Regions from separate parts of the Mus musculus genome. Here regions 1 and 2 are each linked to region 3. A link is a loop called in an ENCODE intact Hi-C map of the cell type or tissue named here. Cell type or tissue: left cerebral cortex. All regions are shown on one strand. Region 1 holds the start of Vps4b (vacuolar protein sorting 4B). Region 2 holds the start of Kdsr (3-ketodihydrosphingosine reductase). Region 3 overlaps Serpinb5 (serine (or cysteine) peptidase inhibitor, clade B, member 5).

What was found. Peaks named below come from ENCODE experiments on the same cell type or tissue, not always from the same donor. Only the 100,000 strongest peaks of a DNase experiment are listed, where the experiment ranks them.
Region 1: it touches region 3 in a loop (6-fold over the local background); 3 of 42 quality-filtered maps call a loop at or near these places.
Region 2: a loop joins it to region 3, with 2.5 times the contacts of the local background. A loop is called at or near these places in 5 of 42 quality-filtered maps.

The regions. Positions count from the first base shown.
Region 1 is chr1:106,793,538-106,798,537 of GRCm38, reverse strand. It overlaps Vps4b (vacuolar protein sorting 4B), which reads left to right and starts at 1,813. Exons shown (of 11, transcript NM_009190.2): 1 at 1,813-2,117. The coding sequence starts at 2,091. In left cerebral cortex, no CTCF peak of the experiment used is centred here; DNase peaks (open chromatin) are centred at 1,817 and 2,254; H3K4me3 peaks cover 2,022 bases; H3K27ac peaks cover 723 bases.
Region 2 is chr1:106,757,491-106,762,490 of GRCm38, reverse strand. It overlaps Kdsr (3-ketodihydrosphingosine reductase), which reads left to right and starts at 2,749. Exons shown (of 10, transcript NM_027534.2): 1 at 2,749-2,947. The coding sequence starts at 2,840. In left cerebral cortex, a CTCF peak has its summit at 2,662; DNase peaks (open chromatin) are centred at 2,681, 3,234 and 3,618; H3K4me3 peaks cover 2,226 bases; H3K27ac peaks cover 1,375 bases.
Region 3 is chr1:106,882,020-106,887,019 of GRCm38, reverse strand. It overlaps Serpinb5 (serine (or cysteine) peptidase inhibitor, clade B, member 5), which reads right to left. Exons shown (of 7, transcript NM_009257.4): 7 at 3,672-5,000. It also overlaps the pseudogene Pou2f3-rs1. Among named protein-coding and RNA genes, the nearest start is that of Serpinb5, 23 kb to the right of the region's middle. In left cerebral cortex, a CTCF peak has its summit at 2,970; a DNase peak (open chromatin) is centred at 2,986.

The DNA.
Region 1 (5,000 bases), 88 kb after region 3:
CCTCCCATAAACACGTTGGATGGCTTTCCTTTGTGCATTTATTCTTGCTTTGACTGCTGTCTGAAATGTCCTGGTCTGTGGAAATCAATTTAAGACTTTGAGATTCTGTTCAGATGACACTTCTCTAGGGCATCCTTGTTCATGTGATCGGAACTGAGCCTCCACTCCAGAGTCAGGGTTCATTCAGCCTCTGGTTGTTTGCCTCAGTTCTCAGATGAGATTGCCCTTGGAGATAAGTGACCTAAGTTTACCACCCAGCTGTGCAATGGGCTTTCTTGATCACCCAATTAGCTTCAGTTATAAAAATCAGACACATTTCTCATAGAATTCAGTAAGATAAAATATGTACACAAGTATTTTGTAAACCTTTATGCACATAAAGAATTCCATTTCCATCTTATTTTTATTGAAAAGTTTTTCCATATGATATATCCTGATTATGATTTCTCATTCCCCAACTCCTCCCAGGTCCCTTCCACATTCCCACCCATCCACCTTCATGTTCTGCTTTCTCTCTCTTTAGAAAGCAAACAGGAAGAAAAAGAACCCAAAGAAACACATGCACACAAAAATTACATTAAAGCACAAAATTAGAAACTACAACATACAGGAAAAAGACAAGGTAGAAAAGAATGTTCAAAGTATGAGACAAAAAGTCTACAAAAATACCTTTGAGTTTGTTTGTGTCGGCCTAGGACCTGTCCTTAAGCGTGGTTTATATACCCGTTAAGGTTTCATTGGAGAAAATTAATTTTTCCTTTGCAAGTGAGTGTCATTGCAGATAGTTTCTTGGTTAGGGTGGGAGCGCTCATCCACTTCCCCCTTTCGGTGCTGGGACCCCATCTGACTTGAACTCTGCTCTTCAGTCCTTTTGTGACTCTGCTTCCTTGGAGTCCTCCAAACTCCTCTGGCTCTTAGTCTTTCCTCCTCTTCTAGATTTCTTTGCTCTGGGGTGGAGGGATGAAGATAGCCCATTAGGTCTCTCACTGAACACTGACTGTTCAGTTCCGGGTCTCTGGTTAGTTCCCATATACTACAAGAGGAAACTCCTTTGATGATTGGAGAGTGAATCACTGATCTATGGGTGTAGCAGAATGTTGTTGGGAGTCATTTTTATTGCTGTGTGTGTTTTTTTTTAATCAGAACAACAGTATGTGGTTTTCTCCTAAGACCATGATTATCCAGTCTAAAGTTCATGGCTACCCAAGCAGTTTTGTTCCATCCCATAGCTGGGTCTTATATCCAACCAGAGAGTGGCTGGCTATTCTTACATTTGTGCCAGTATTGAGCCAGCCTATCTGCAAGCAGCTCACCACTGTAGGTCCCACGGTTTGTAGCTGGGTGATGGTTACCTTTCTCCTCTGGTTCTGTGCAAAGTACCTCCCAGTACCGTAAACACTAGACAGTAGGGGTGAAGGCTCCATTTACATTTTACCATTTTATATACACAATAGGTATTTTATTGTGCTGGAATATAAGGAGCAGATAGCAATAATTTCGAAAAGAAAACCTTAGTTTGAAACGCTTGCACAAGAGTTGCAAAAAGAATTTTCGAATTCCAACGTACTTGTCATCCAGCTTTCTCTTAATAGCATCTGAAATGACTGTACTATTGCTTACTAAAACTAAAATGTTAATGTCCGATACATTAGCTGAGCTACACACTTTTGTCACACTTTTATGTTTTAACAACTGACGTCCCTCTCCAGCACCAGACTTCACTCCAGAATCCCCCACATGCCTTTAGGCTGACTTCCGCATCTCGGCTTCCTGTTCTCATTTCGCGAGAGTTCATTTGTGGCGAAACGCATCCTGGGTGACTGGTTAGCGCGTGTGCGGATGACGAAGCGGAAGTGCCCGGGCCAGAGGCGGGACCAGAGCCCTAAGGGGCTCGAAATTACGGAAGTTTTGTGCGGAGGGTCGGGTGGCTGCTGGAGTTCCTGCTGGATTTACGGCTCCGGAGCTGGGGCTGCCGCTGGGGGGGTCTCAGAGCCGCCAGCCTCCGCACGGTTTGCGGTGGTGACCCGGGCGCGACTCGACGGCGCTGCTGCGGGCCTTGTCTGTAGTAGGGGACCCCTCGGATCTCCACCATGGCGTCCACGAACACCAACCTGCAGGTACCGCGGTCCTTCTGGGCTCCTCTGGGCCCCTCTGGAGAGCCGGAGCCCGCGGGGAAGGAGTGGGGGCGGGGGACTGAGAAGCGGCCGCGCCCCTGTCCCCGGCGGAGGAGGGCGGGCCCGCGCAGACGGGACCCGGGCGAAGGGGCGCTTCCCAGCGGGGCCGGCCTTGGCATCGCCTCAGCCTCAAGGTCTGTGGGACTCTTGGTTTGCTTGTGAGATTGGAAAACAAAACAGCGGAGTTTGGGCCGAACTGGGCCGATCTCTCCAACCAGGAAGATCTCCAGTCTGTCCACCAAGAAGAAAGGAAAAGGGTTTTTTTTTTTGTTTGTTTGTTTTTGTTATTGTTTTTCCCAAAGCAGTACTCCGGACCAGTTTAGAATAAGGTTTGCCTTCTCAGTTCCTTACGCTGATAAACAAAGACGTCCAGGTATCCGGTGAATAGGCCAAGAACCTTAGGTTAGAGCGAGCCTGTTGGCACCATCCCCATGAATTCATTAAGAGTATGTTCTCCCGAATTACTGAATTTAAGATCAGGGAGTATTTTAATCTGTATCTTCACTTTCCCGCCCTCATCGCAAAACAAAAACAAAAAGTGTTTTCTAGGTACATTTCGGATTCCTAAGATAATGTTAGAAAGGGGTTATTGCTGCTTCGTGGAACGGTGTGCATTGGCAAATGTTTGTAACGCCGTCTCCCATCATCCTTGGTTCGTCCATGGGGTCCAGAAGAATAACCAAGACTTCTAGCCAAATAGGTTGGTTAGTTTCTTACCAAGGAGTAGGACAAAGTACCCTTAAATATTGGTCTTCTGGTAGTCAAATAGGTATTTGTTCAGTGTCTGATATAAGTAACAATGATAATGTAAACATATTTCCTTAACGTAGGATAATTGATTCTGAAGAAATTCCACCCAAAGGAAGGGCATTTGAATAGGGATCACTCCACACCAAGACGGGGAGTAGAGGTTTGTCTAGTGGGTCTTATCCTGAAACTCAACCTAAAAGATTATGAATGATTGCTCTCTTTTATAAAGTCTAAATGCAGCCATGGCTCATTTTTAAGAATTAAGAGTAAGTTCACTATTAATCTGTATGTATATTTTTTTTTCCACAGAGTTTTTGTAACCTTATATTTTGTAGCCCTTTTCGGAAAATGCTGGGGTTTTGTTTTGGTTGTTTTGTGGGGTGGTTAGTGGATTTGTTGTTGATGATTTTGCTTTTGTGAATGTATTCGTTGATTGATAACGGCTTTCCTGTGGATATTAAAGATAATTTCATTTGTGGTACTCATCTTTCTTTTTCAACATTTGTAGTTTGATTCTGTAACCAGAATGCATTGTATGTTAATTGGATTGTTGGATGTTCTTCAGTGAGCCAGTTAGAGACTGAAAAATATTAAAAGTATAGCTGTGAGTGGTAAGAAGGAGGGATGTTGAGCTACAGTTGTGTTAGTGGTTAGTTCCACTGTGGTTTTTCTCCATCAGACTTTTCAGCTTTCTAACCAAGAAAATTTTGATAAAGAATTGTTAAATGAGTAATTTCCCCAAGGAACAAAATAAAAATCTTTGTAAATAGATGCTTTTAATCTAATGCGGAATGCAAATAACCAAGAAAGCAAACAACAACAAAATGCCACCAGAATTTAAATACAATTCCATAAGATTATAACAGAATTAGAGGTTAGTGTGAGCTGGCATCCCAGAAGGGTGTATCTCACTCTTCCTAGGATAAGTAAGACATGTTTCTCGAAGGTGCTGAGATCTCAGATAAAATAGGCACCGACTGTGATTGGCTCAGTGTTTGATGTGATCTCATTGACTCCTCAGGACAGCTCTTCAAGGCCAGTGTTATTCCATTTTCACAGTATTAGAAACTCGAACTTCTTGAGGTGGTGGTGTGCCCAAAGAGAGATGCCGTAAATTAGTGTTGGGGTTAGCTTTGAATCCAGGTCTGTGTGCTTATATGCTTGTGGTTTTCTTTCCCTGTAAAATTCTGTGTACTTGAAGAAGAATGCTTTCCAGGAAGAGAAAAATCGCAGAAATGTAATAAAAACCTTGCAGAGAACATAAAGTTAAAACCAAAGGCAAACCACTCCTAAATGTTTGCTGTCCATATAAAACTATCCCACCCCCATCAGTCTGTCCCTCCATCTGTCCATCCATCCGTCCGTCCTTGTGTGTGTGAGCATGTGCCATAGCATTTGTGGGTGGTCAGAGGACAACTTGGAGTTTGTTCTCATTTTCTGTTGAATGGTTCCTAGGAATCAAACTTAGGTCATCAGTCCTGGTGGCAGGCGTCCTTACCTACTCCCTACCTACTGTGGCAGGCGTCCTTACCTACTGTGGCAGGCGTCCTTACCTACTCCCTACCTACTGTGGCAGGCATCCTTACCTATTCCCTACCTATTGTGGTAGCTCACTAGCCCCATGCCTATACTCTTTCCCTATTGGAGTGTTTATGCTCCTTCCTTATTTTCATATGTCTGCATGTATTTTAAATTAAAATTTATTGTAAAATTACAATTTATTGTATTTTATGTGTATGGGTATTTTGCCTGCTTTATGCCTGTGTTCCATGTGTGTTCTTGATGCCCATGGAGGCCAGAAGAGGACATTGCATCTCCTGGAAAAGAAGTTATAGATGATTGTGAGCTACCCTGCAGGTGTTGGGAACTGAATGCAGGACCTCTGGAAGGCCAGTGTTCTTAATCCCTGGAACATCTCTCCAGCCTCTAAATTACAATGCTTCGTCAAAGTTTTATTTTGAAGGCCAGGTAGGCAGGCAGATCTCTGTGAGTTCCAGGACAGTCAGGACTACACAGAGAAAGCCTGTAAAAAGTTTTATCTTGAGATCACATGCAATTTTCAGAAATGATGAGAGG
Region 2 (5,000 bases), 120 kb after region 3:
AACTGGATATAGCAGGAACTTGGTAATGATCAGTATCTTTTGACACTTTTTGAGACAGGGTACCATGTAGCCTAGGCTATCTTGGACTTAAGGTATAGCAGAGAATAACCTTAATGACTGATCCTCCCCTCTTCGCCTCTCAAGTGCTGGGGTTTATGTGTACACCACAGTACCTTACTGGGACACAATATCACAAGGTGTTCTTTGGTGAGATTTACTCTACAGATAGCCAAATATAGAGAAATAGCGTTAAAAGCCTCTGGCTTCCCTGTGGACCCTTCAAGTATTAGAGGTTTGTTTTACTGAAGTGAGCTTTGCCCAAAGGCTAGATGTTATCTACTTATCAGAATTCATTCTTATCCAAGAAGTAAGTTCTTTCTTTGTTTTTGGGAGGCTTAATAGGGATATCTTTGTTTAAGGGAGGCTGGCCAAACAGGACTTTAGGGTGGGGCTGATGATGCCTGCAAGATGAGCAAAGTTATTTAGGACTCCCACTATATTGACTTCTTTCAGTCAAGGCTATATACTTAGATCACAATCAAAATTCTGGACATGGAATGCAGGTGAGTTTCCTTGGCTGCAACACTAAGCACATTGCCATTTATCAGGCCTGCCAGAGCTCATGAGAGCTTCTCTCTGAAAAAGAACAGCAATTAAAAAAGAAAAAAGAAAGAAAAAAAAAGAGTCAAAAGACTGGGTCTCAATGCTAAATTCCAGCTCTATACAGTCCAGTTCATCATCACATGACCTGTCGGAATGATACCACTTTAGGCTCATAGATCCCCCTTGGACTCCACGTCTCAAAGAATGACACTTCAAGAGGGGCTTTAAAAGCAGCACACCAAGTCTATGGGAGGCTACAACAGTAGCTTTGTGTTTGAGCCCTCCCACCTGCCCTGGGCACTGTTTCTTGGTGTACTGATCTGTTTCCTTCCCTGTGATAAACATAATCAGGAGTGTGACAGCTTTTCTGGAGCACTACGAGTCCATCCAACAAACTTCCCTTCAACCAGAGGGGTTGGGAGCCCTTCAACTTCCACCTAGTTTTACAGGTCCTGGGAATTGTTCCCTCACATCTATGAACTAACACTGGGCACAGATCAATAAAAGAAAAAGATTAATTCCTTTTGCTGTTTGTAACCACAACTACATTTCTTTAAATAAAAAAAAAAAAAAGGAAAAATATTTACCAAAAAAACAAAACCCACTATGGAAAGGTTTTAATAATCCTGAGGAAAAGAGTTTTGGAGTAGAGGGTTTGAAAGTCTGGAGTTGACCTAGCTGAGTGAAAAGTTATGCTACTACTTAAGAAAATGGTCTGGCAGAGCCCTTCAAATGCTGTTGCAGAGTGGCTTGAGGGCCAGCGATGAGAGAGCCAAAGCATGCACACTCAAAAGCTTATATGTGAAAGTACATAGATTTGGGATTTAATACCTTACTGTGACACAATAGCACAGGTTGTTCTTTGTTACGATTATAATACAATATGGATAGCCAGCTATATTGAGAAATAGAGTTTAAAATCTCTGGCTACCCAGTGAACCCTCCAAGTGTTGGAGGTTTGTTTTGCTCAAATGAGCTTTGGCCAAAGGCTAGATGTTAGCTTTATATCATCCTAATCCAGAAAGTAAGTTCTTTCTTTGCTTTGGGGAGGTTTAATAGGAATGGCTTTGTTTAAAGGAGGCTGGCCATACATGACCTTACCAAAAATGTATTCAGTGAGTGTGATGGTGAACGCCAAGACATACTAGTAGAGGTCAGAGGACAACCTACCTTGTGGGGCCAGAGGGATCTAGCACAGGACTTAAAGCTTTCTAGCAAAAGACCTTCCTTCCTTTTGGATCCAGTAGCTTTTTTTTTCTTTTGTTATTGTTTTGATCAAAAAGTGATGAGTGAAAAAATAATCTAGCCTACACTAGGATATTATCAACAATAAAAAGAAATTAAATACTGATAGGTACAGTATGGAAGAATCTTAGTATGCTAAGTCAAAGAAGCTAGGCACTGCAGAGGGCATATTATTAGAACTCCACTTGTATGAATAGACAAGTCCAGAGAGCTTTGTGATTGCCTATAACTGCACCATTTAAGAGAAAATGAGCTGGGCGTTGTGGTGCACGCGTTTAATCCCAGCACTCGGGAGGCAGAGGCAGGTGGATTTCTGAGTTCGTGGCCAGCCTGGTCTACAAAGTGAGTTCCAGGACAGCCAGGGCTATACAGAGAGAGAGAGAGAGAAACTGAACTGTGACTGTTAATGACTATAGGGTTGCTGTGTAGGGCGACAAAAGACTGTGGCGATAGTTTAGACACTAAACTAAAACTATTTTAAGTCGGTGGACCAGATGTTGGAATTAAATCTCTACAACGGTGGCTCCCCGCGCCTCCGCGTTTGCATCTGCTTTGGTTACAGGATGTATGTACAGTTTTCAGCGAAATTCAATTATCAGAAATCCAAGTCAACGCTCAAAGCGAAAGGGAGCGGTGACCATTTTCTGAGTGAGCCATAAATACACGAACTGGAATCTGTGATTTCAAAGAAGAATACCAGGACTTAGGCACAGAACAAAATCCGTGGATCCAAAAGCCACCGTTTGCAAGCCTCCCACGACGTTGGCGGGCGGGCCAACGGGGAGGCCAAGTACCCGGAGCCTACGCACGCACAGCCTGCGCAGCCGCAGCCTGAAGCTGAAGGGGGCGCGGGCCCAGGAGCTAGTCCGACAGCGGAGACCGCCCCGCCCAGGCTCCTCCTCTTCCCTTCGCCGCCGTCCCGCCCTCGCTCGCAAACCCAAACACTCCCGGCTGCTGGTGCATGTGATCTCCCAGTAGTCGCTCGGCAGAGATGTTGCTGTTGGCCGCTGCCGGCCTCGTGGCCTTCGTGCTGCTCCTCTACATGGTGTCGCCGCTCATCAGTCCCAAGCCCCTCGCGCTGCCCGGCGCGCACGTAGTGGTGAGTGGCCTCCTGTTGCTGAGCTTGCCCAGGACTGCTTGGCCGGCTTGGGCCAACGAGACCACGGTCCCGGAAAGGAACGGTTGAGTGGGGCGGGTTACCTACTGCCTTAGCCCCGGCATTGCCCTGCCCTGTCGGACCTCAGGAACCCGCCCTCCAAGGCGCCGGGCTACAGGGCAGTGTCGTGGAGAAGGCGCCAGCCTAGTTTCCAGGACTCAGGGGCTCTGCTGCTCGCTGATCCCCGGAGCATCCCTGTCTGCCACTGTTTGGATCTTCAGTTTCCCCAATGAGTCAACAGAGAGACTGAGAAACTTTGCCAAGGACACGGCAGTCGGTGACTAGCAGGATAAGGGCGCAAACCCGGATGGGAGTAGCCACAGCCAGGGAATCCTAAGGAGCCCACAGCAAGGAGGGGGTCTGGGCCTCTGGGGCTGGCCCAGGCAGCTGAGACTGTAGGGTGTCGTGTGCAAGTGACAAAGAGCCCCCAGAGGCTTCTAGGAAGTGATACACCTGAGGGGTGGCCTGGCAGGTTTGGCCAGCAGGCTTGTCTCTGAACTCAGCCAGGGTCTGCTGAGTACTGCTCAAGTGCAGTCCTTTCTGGCGTCAGAAGGAAGAGCTAACCAGCTTGATTAGAAGCTTAAGATGGAAGGAGATATGAGTGGTTTGGTTTGTTAAAGTCCGGAAGCTCGCACGTTCCTATGTGCAGGCTTGGCTATGCCTCCACCCCGCCCCCACAGCTCAGAGCCTCAACTCTGGCATTTCTCCTCGGTGTCCTATATAGACCCAAAACCCGAGGCACAGTGAGGCGAGGAGTTGCGAATAAGGACAGCTAGTATCCAAACCGGCAGCACGAATCTCCTTGGTGCCCTTAGGTGACTTACATGAGTGCATCCAAGTAAGTCCCCACTGCGTTGTTACAGGATAGAGTGGTTATCTTAGTATGATTTATCCCAAACAAGAATTTCTGGATGACAACATGTGTTTCCATTAATTTGTCTTTTGTAAAATTACTGATTTATTCCCAGCTGCTGCTATGCATGATGTGGAAAGAGTTATTAGAAAAAGCCAAAGTTTACAATCATGCCAAGTTGCTAAAGTTTTACATCCACAAAATCGTGACTAAAGCAGTTGAACTTGCCGGCTGAGGAAATGGCTCAGTTGGTAAAGTGCTTGCCGTGCATCATGCCCTGAGTTAGGGTCCCTAGCACCCACATGCTCACTGGGCCTATGCCTCTAACTTCAGCACTGGGGCCACAACCTGTGGATCCCTGGAGCTCACTGGATAGTTTGCCTAGACGCACGAATGATCTTCAGGTTCAGGGAGAAGCCTTGTCGCAAAAATTAAGGTGCAGGGTGACTGAAATGCCAGACACTGCCAGCCTCTGCACAGGTGCACCTACATACACAACGCTGAATCAACTTGTGCTTGTATAGCTCAGCTGTGGGGCAAGGGAGGAGAGCCAAAGTCAGAATGAAAACTAATTCGACAACTACAAGGTACTCACAACTACCCTTGGTACTTGTTCTTGTGTCCCCAGTCCCCGGCTCTTTCACAGAGGAGGTTAGGGCTGTTTCAATAGACGCATTCTTTTTCCCAACATATTTTTATTGATTCTTTGGGAACTTTACATAATGCACTCCAAAACACTCACTTCCCAGCCCTCCCAGGATCCTGCTTTAATACAATAAAAAATAATTACCGCTATGCATGTATGTATGTTTACTGGTATAAACAACATAGCATGGCTTATTCATATGGTGTCCCTATCTGCCTTTTTTAATATCTGAAGAGTAAAATGTGATTTAGTTGTGATCTGGGATCAGGAGAGTGAGCCAAGCTCTTTGTTTTTAGAGCAGTTCACATACGCTGGTGCTGTGGTGTCTGATCACAGCAGCAAAGCTTTGCTGGTCTTCTCATCCAGTAGATGATTGTTCAGTGTCCCTCCTTCTGGATGACTGAGAGTAGTGCTCCTAGCAGCAGGAAAGTTGCTGGTGCCCTTAGTAGGGCCTGTATGCTGCGCTTAAAGAGACAGTATCGTTTAAATGGTATTTG
Region 3 (5,000 bases):
TAACTCAGGTGTAAATTTTGAAGATGTCTCTATATTATTTTATCTTCCATTAGAAAAGGAGGAGGGATAACAAAGTGTGGAATACCCCACAGAGTTCCCCCATTAGCTGGGGTTCTGCTGACTTGGGGGGAACATTATATGTGGAGTCTCCTTCTGTGGATCTGTGTGTAAAGCTGTCACATGAAAGCCATCCCAGAAATGGTACCTTTTTTTTTTCCCTAAAGACCAGGAAACTGTTGAGACTCAAAGGAGTCTCTCTGTTTCTAAATATATTTGTACAGCAATGACAAAGTATTCCACTGTTAAAAAAAGAAAGGAAGAAAGAGAGAAAGGGAGGAAGGGAGGGGGAGAGAAGAGAGAGAGAAAGAAAGAAAGAAAGAAAGAAAGAAAGAAAGAAAGAAAGAAAGAAAGAAAGAAAGAAAGAAAGACGGAAGGAAGGAAGGAAGGAAGGAAGGAAGGAAGGAAGGAAGGAAGGAAGGAAGGAAGGAAGGAAGGAAGGAAGGAAGGAAGTGCCATCGATTTCCCAGAGGTTCAAAAACACACAACCTTCTCAATAGTGCCCAACTTTATTTAGCATAAGCTCTCGAAAGGCTTCAACCATGGAATCCTGTTTTGTACGGCAGTGTCTTTTTCCTGAAGACCTACTAATTTTTTAGACAAGCTTTCAATAACTCTTAACAAGTATAACCTGTGGACTGAGAACCCTGGAGTTTTAATCCTGGTGGTAAAATTTATTTCAGTTCTCTTTATCTCCTGCATGTTGTCAGAGTACTATTCTGAAAGCTGACTTATAATAGTACATCATTCATAGCAAAGAGCCTAACTTCTCCAGGCATGATGAATAGTGACAGTAGATACCACAGTTGCAAAAAGCAGTGTCTATAAATAATAACCTAATAATGATAATGAAAATTGGAAATTGGAAAAATGATCCAGAACTGCACACAACAATATTGAAGGTGTTTGTACAGCCAACTAGAAAGAGAACACATCATGCCTTCATGTATGCAAATTACAAAAACAGGACAGATGATGTCTCTGTTGATGGTGGTGGATATCAGCTTATCTTGAAGAGGAGTGTCATGAAACAGAAGAGGCAAGCCTAGAAGAGTTTCTGAGACTCCTGATGAGGAACATAGATACAGACAGTAGGGAAACCTCCTTCAGCTGTATAGACATCTTCTTCTGCATGTGTATTTTTCAAAAGAATGTTTAGATAGAACAAACAGTGGGTGCTGTTGTTTTGTGAAAGGACGGGTAGTCAGAAAGCAGTTGTGTTGCTGCAAGCTATAAGAGCCTCAACTTCTTCCATGAGAATCTATAATATATTCCTGGCGTTTTGGGGTCTTACATAAAACAAATGCTTGTTGATGTATCCAATTCTTGTGGAGTCCCAGTGTAAGACTGCTTAATGTTACACTGCCACTGGCAATTTCCAGTGTTTTGATTGGCATGAATAGGTGGCAAATGTTAGACTTGGTATTATTGGAGGTCATCCTTAATGTAGATTATCTGGTTAAATTATCATTCCCCTGAAGACAGAAACTAATAGCTCTTAATGCCCATCCTACTTAGCCCAAAATGACATAACCAGCAGAGCCCCTCAAAAAGCACTGCTTGATACAGTCATGACAAATACTTTCAAAAAGCAAACTTAGAGCTTGTGACGATAAGTGTCCAAATGCAGTTTTGTGATCATTAGTATCTGTCCTTTGCAAATTCTCTCCTGTCTATATTATGACTACAAGCAGACTGGGCATTTGACAATGGAGATGGAAGTTCAGTAGTGGAGATAGCACCCATGATATCACATATGACTCACTTTAGACTGTGAGGACCTCCTCCTGCTACTCCATGGCCAGCCCTCGCCTTACATACAATCCTAACAAATAAATGAACCCTTAGCTTCCTTGCTAGCACACCTTCAAAGCCACAAGTAGGGCCAACAGAAGAAGTGAGAGGAAGGATAGGGACCTGACACATGTGGTGTTCATAATCAAAAGATGAAAAGTTTGCCCCAACCATAGTTGGCAGGAAAAAAAGAAATTAATAAATTGCACCTCCCCGAGAAAGTCCAGTTGGTTTTAAGTATTAACTGGAGAAAAAACTTGGAAGTAGGAGACTTTGGGGATATTTAAGTGAAATGATGCATGTGTACAGTCATTAAAACAAGCAGAAAAGTGGTGTGTTTTCCCCAAGTTTGATTTAGATTGTAAAATTCAATATAACAAAATTAAAATTCAAAAGAAAAAAAGACCTACTAGTCATGGCAAAGACTGACCTCTCAGCTTGTGTGTGATGTTCCCCAGCCACTGCCATATGTCATATGGACGTTTCTAGAAATGAACAAGCTTAGAAACCTAAGTCAGAATTGGGTCCTTTCTGATAGAAAATTTCCCTATCCTCCATAGTTAGGTCTGCCAGAGACCCACGACTCACAGGAAAAGGTGGTAGGAGTGGGCTTCTTTCCTACTTTTTCCCACCACACATATCCTTCTGTTCCACTCCAAATACAAAGAGTGTGGAGAAAAGAAGAGGTAGAAGGCCTTGTTGGATTGGAGCCACTGTGGTATGCTATCAGGATGAGAGGAGCCAAATGTTAGCTCATGTGCACAGTGTCCTCTTGGGACTCTAAAGACCATCTAATCCAACTGGAACCCATGTCCCAACCAGATAGGTCCTCTAAGCAGGCTCTGCCAAAAATAAGCAATCAAACAAAATTTAGGTCTCATTACAGCTGACAGAAAGAAGACATCCTTCCTTCATCCTCTAGTGCAGTTCCAAACCATTCTTCTTCCTCTGCTTCCGGGATGCTCTTTCTGGATCTGTCTTTTAGCAAGTGCCATGCTGATATCTCCTAAGTCACTCTAGGTATAGTGTACTGGATAACACTATTCAGGGAGGAGGGGTCTTTTCCCATGCAGGTATTAACCAGACCAAGAGATGCTCTCTCAGTAGTAATAAGAAAAATATCCCCTAGAGGGCAGACGTTGTCTATGAATGGAAACCACCAATGTAGCCTATCCCAGGGAGACACTGACCAAAACTGTCAGTGCTTTCCAAGTTCTGGGACCCACCCACCTGAAGCTCCCTGAGCCCTTGGCCAGGAGGCACCAGGCTCTTCCCTCCTCTCCACACTCACGTGCCTTTCCCAGAATTAGCCCATATTTTATTTATAAGTTGGAAGGAGGAAATGAGCAAGAGTGGGGAGCTTGTACAAGTGACCGTTTTCCTTTTACAAAACAAAAAGAAAACACATTGGAGGATGTTAAAAGTAATTAAAAAGAAATGAACGTGTCACTAAAGGAAAATGCACAAACTAAGGAAAACACCACAAACGTATGGATCGTAGTAAAGTTCCATTCTGAGGAAGAACCCAAAGAGAAAAGAACTGGAGAGGAACTGCATGTCCTCTTGAGTGGCTGTGGTTTCAACTTGGAAGGGCTTGAATGATTCTGACACAATCTGGCCTTCTCTTTGTTCGATTACTCAGAGTGCAAGAACCAATGGCCAGGGAGAAGGGAGAACAGCAAGGACATGACTCGTTTGTATTCTTTTTACTCCACATTAACCTAGAAGGGATTTACACATATAAATGCTTCTAATAAATAGGTGTCTTGGTTCTATTTCAAGATAGTAATTCTAAGCCAATAGAGCAAGAACAAGGCACATAATTCAATAATATTTTATTATCAATAGCACAGAAAAGAAGTCACCATTGAACCTTTGGAGGAAAAAAAAACCCTATTTACAATAAATGGCAAGAAATTGGGTAAGGAAAGACACATAAGAAAAACTGCAGCAAATACTTCCTTTTGGTGGCAACTTTAAAATTAGGTTGCAACATAACTGACTTACCAGAACCATTTTATAAATTATTTATGTAGACTACACACTGTTATCTGAAGTCGTTAGGTTTGTAAACTGAGAAAATATATGCCAAAGAACTATGTGTACCTAAATAGTGTTGCTTGTATTTTCTGAAGGTTTGAGATCCCTTCTCTTTCTCCACTGCCGCATTAGACAAAAAAGGAAAGTTCCTTTAATGGCCACAAAACTCTTAGCATCACGAGACTTCCTGTAGATTTTAAGTTGCTGGCGCTGGAGATGTCAGGGACCTTGTGATCTGGTTAGAAGCCTGCCAGCAACAACATTGCCCAAATGACCACATGGGAGATCTAGGAAAAATGAAAGCCAACTTTTGTAAAAGCTGAGCTTTCCCTTAGGGTCTTAGTCTTCAGCTAAAATAGGCCCAGAATTCTTTATCCAACACTCCAAGATCTAGAATGTTCTTCAAAGTGTTTCCATGAGCTGATAACATACTCATTTTTCAGGGAAAAAATTGATCACTTATGAACTATCTTTATGTACTTGTTTTGTGTGAATAGTCTATATTTATGGAACAAATATTAAGGTATTGGTTGATAGGGTGATAGTCCATATGCTATTTGTGGAGTTCCATGATATATAGTATTTACAACATGTCATCTTTCTATAATCTCCAATTAGGATATTGAAGAAAACTGTTTCTTAAGGTTTAACATGGAGACTTCTAGACCTACAGTATTGTGACATGTACACAAATTCACTTTAAAAAGGTACTTGGTGAACCCTATACTCTTGTTCTTAAGAGTTGAAGGAAGTGGAGATCTCTAGAACATTCTTTATCTCAGTAATGCAGAGCCCTGAGAATAATGTCCCCCACATCATCCCTATAGAAGTTCCTCCCTTGAAGACTGCATTTTTATCCATAGCTCTGAATGCTTTGACAAATGAAGAGCACATATTTTCTAAAGTGATTCCCTTTCCCAACAAGTATTCGCTGTTTTCTTTGACAAAGGAAAACAAGGAAGAATTAGGAAAAGGGGTGTCTGTTAGTGTGAAGGTTACATATGACAAATGTGGACTGCTTCCTGATTCAGCAACATTTACAATTTATTGTATAGAAAGTGATTGTCTGGATACAAAGTTTACAGAGCTCTGCGACTACAGACAAGTTC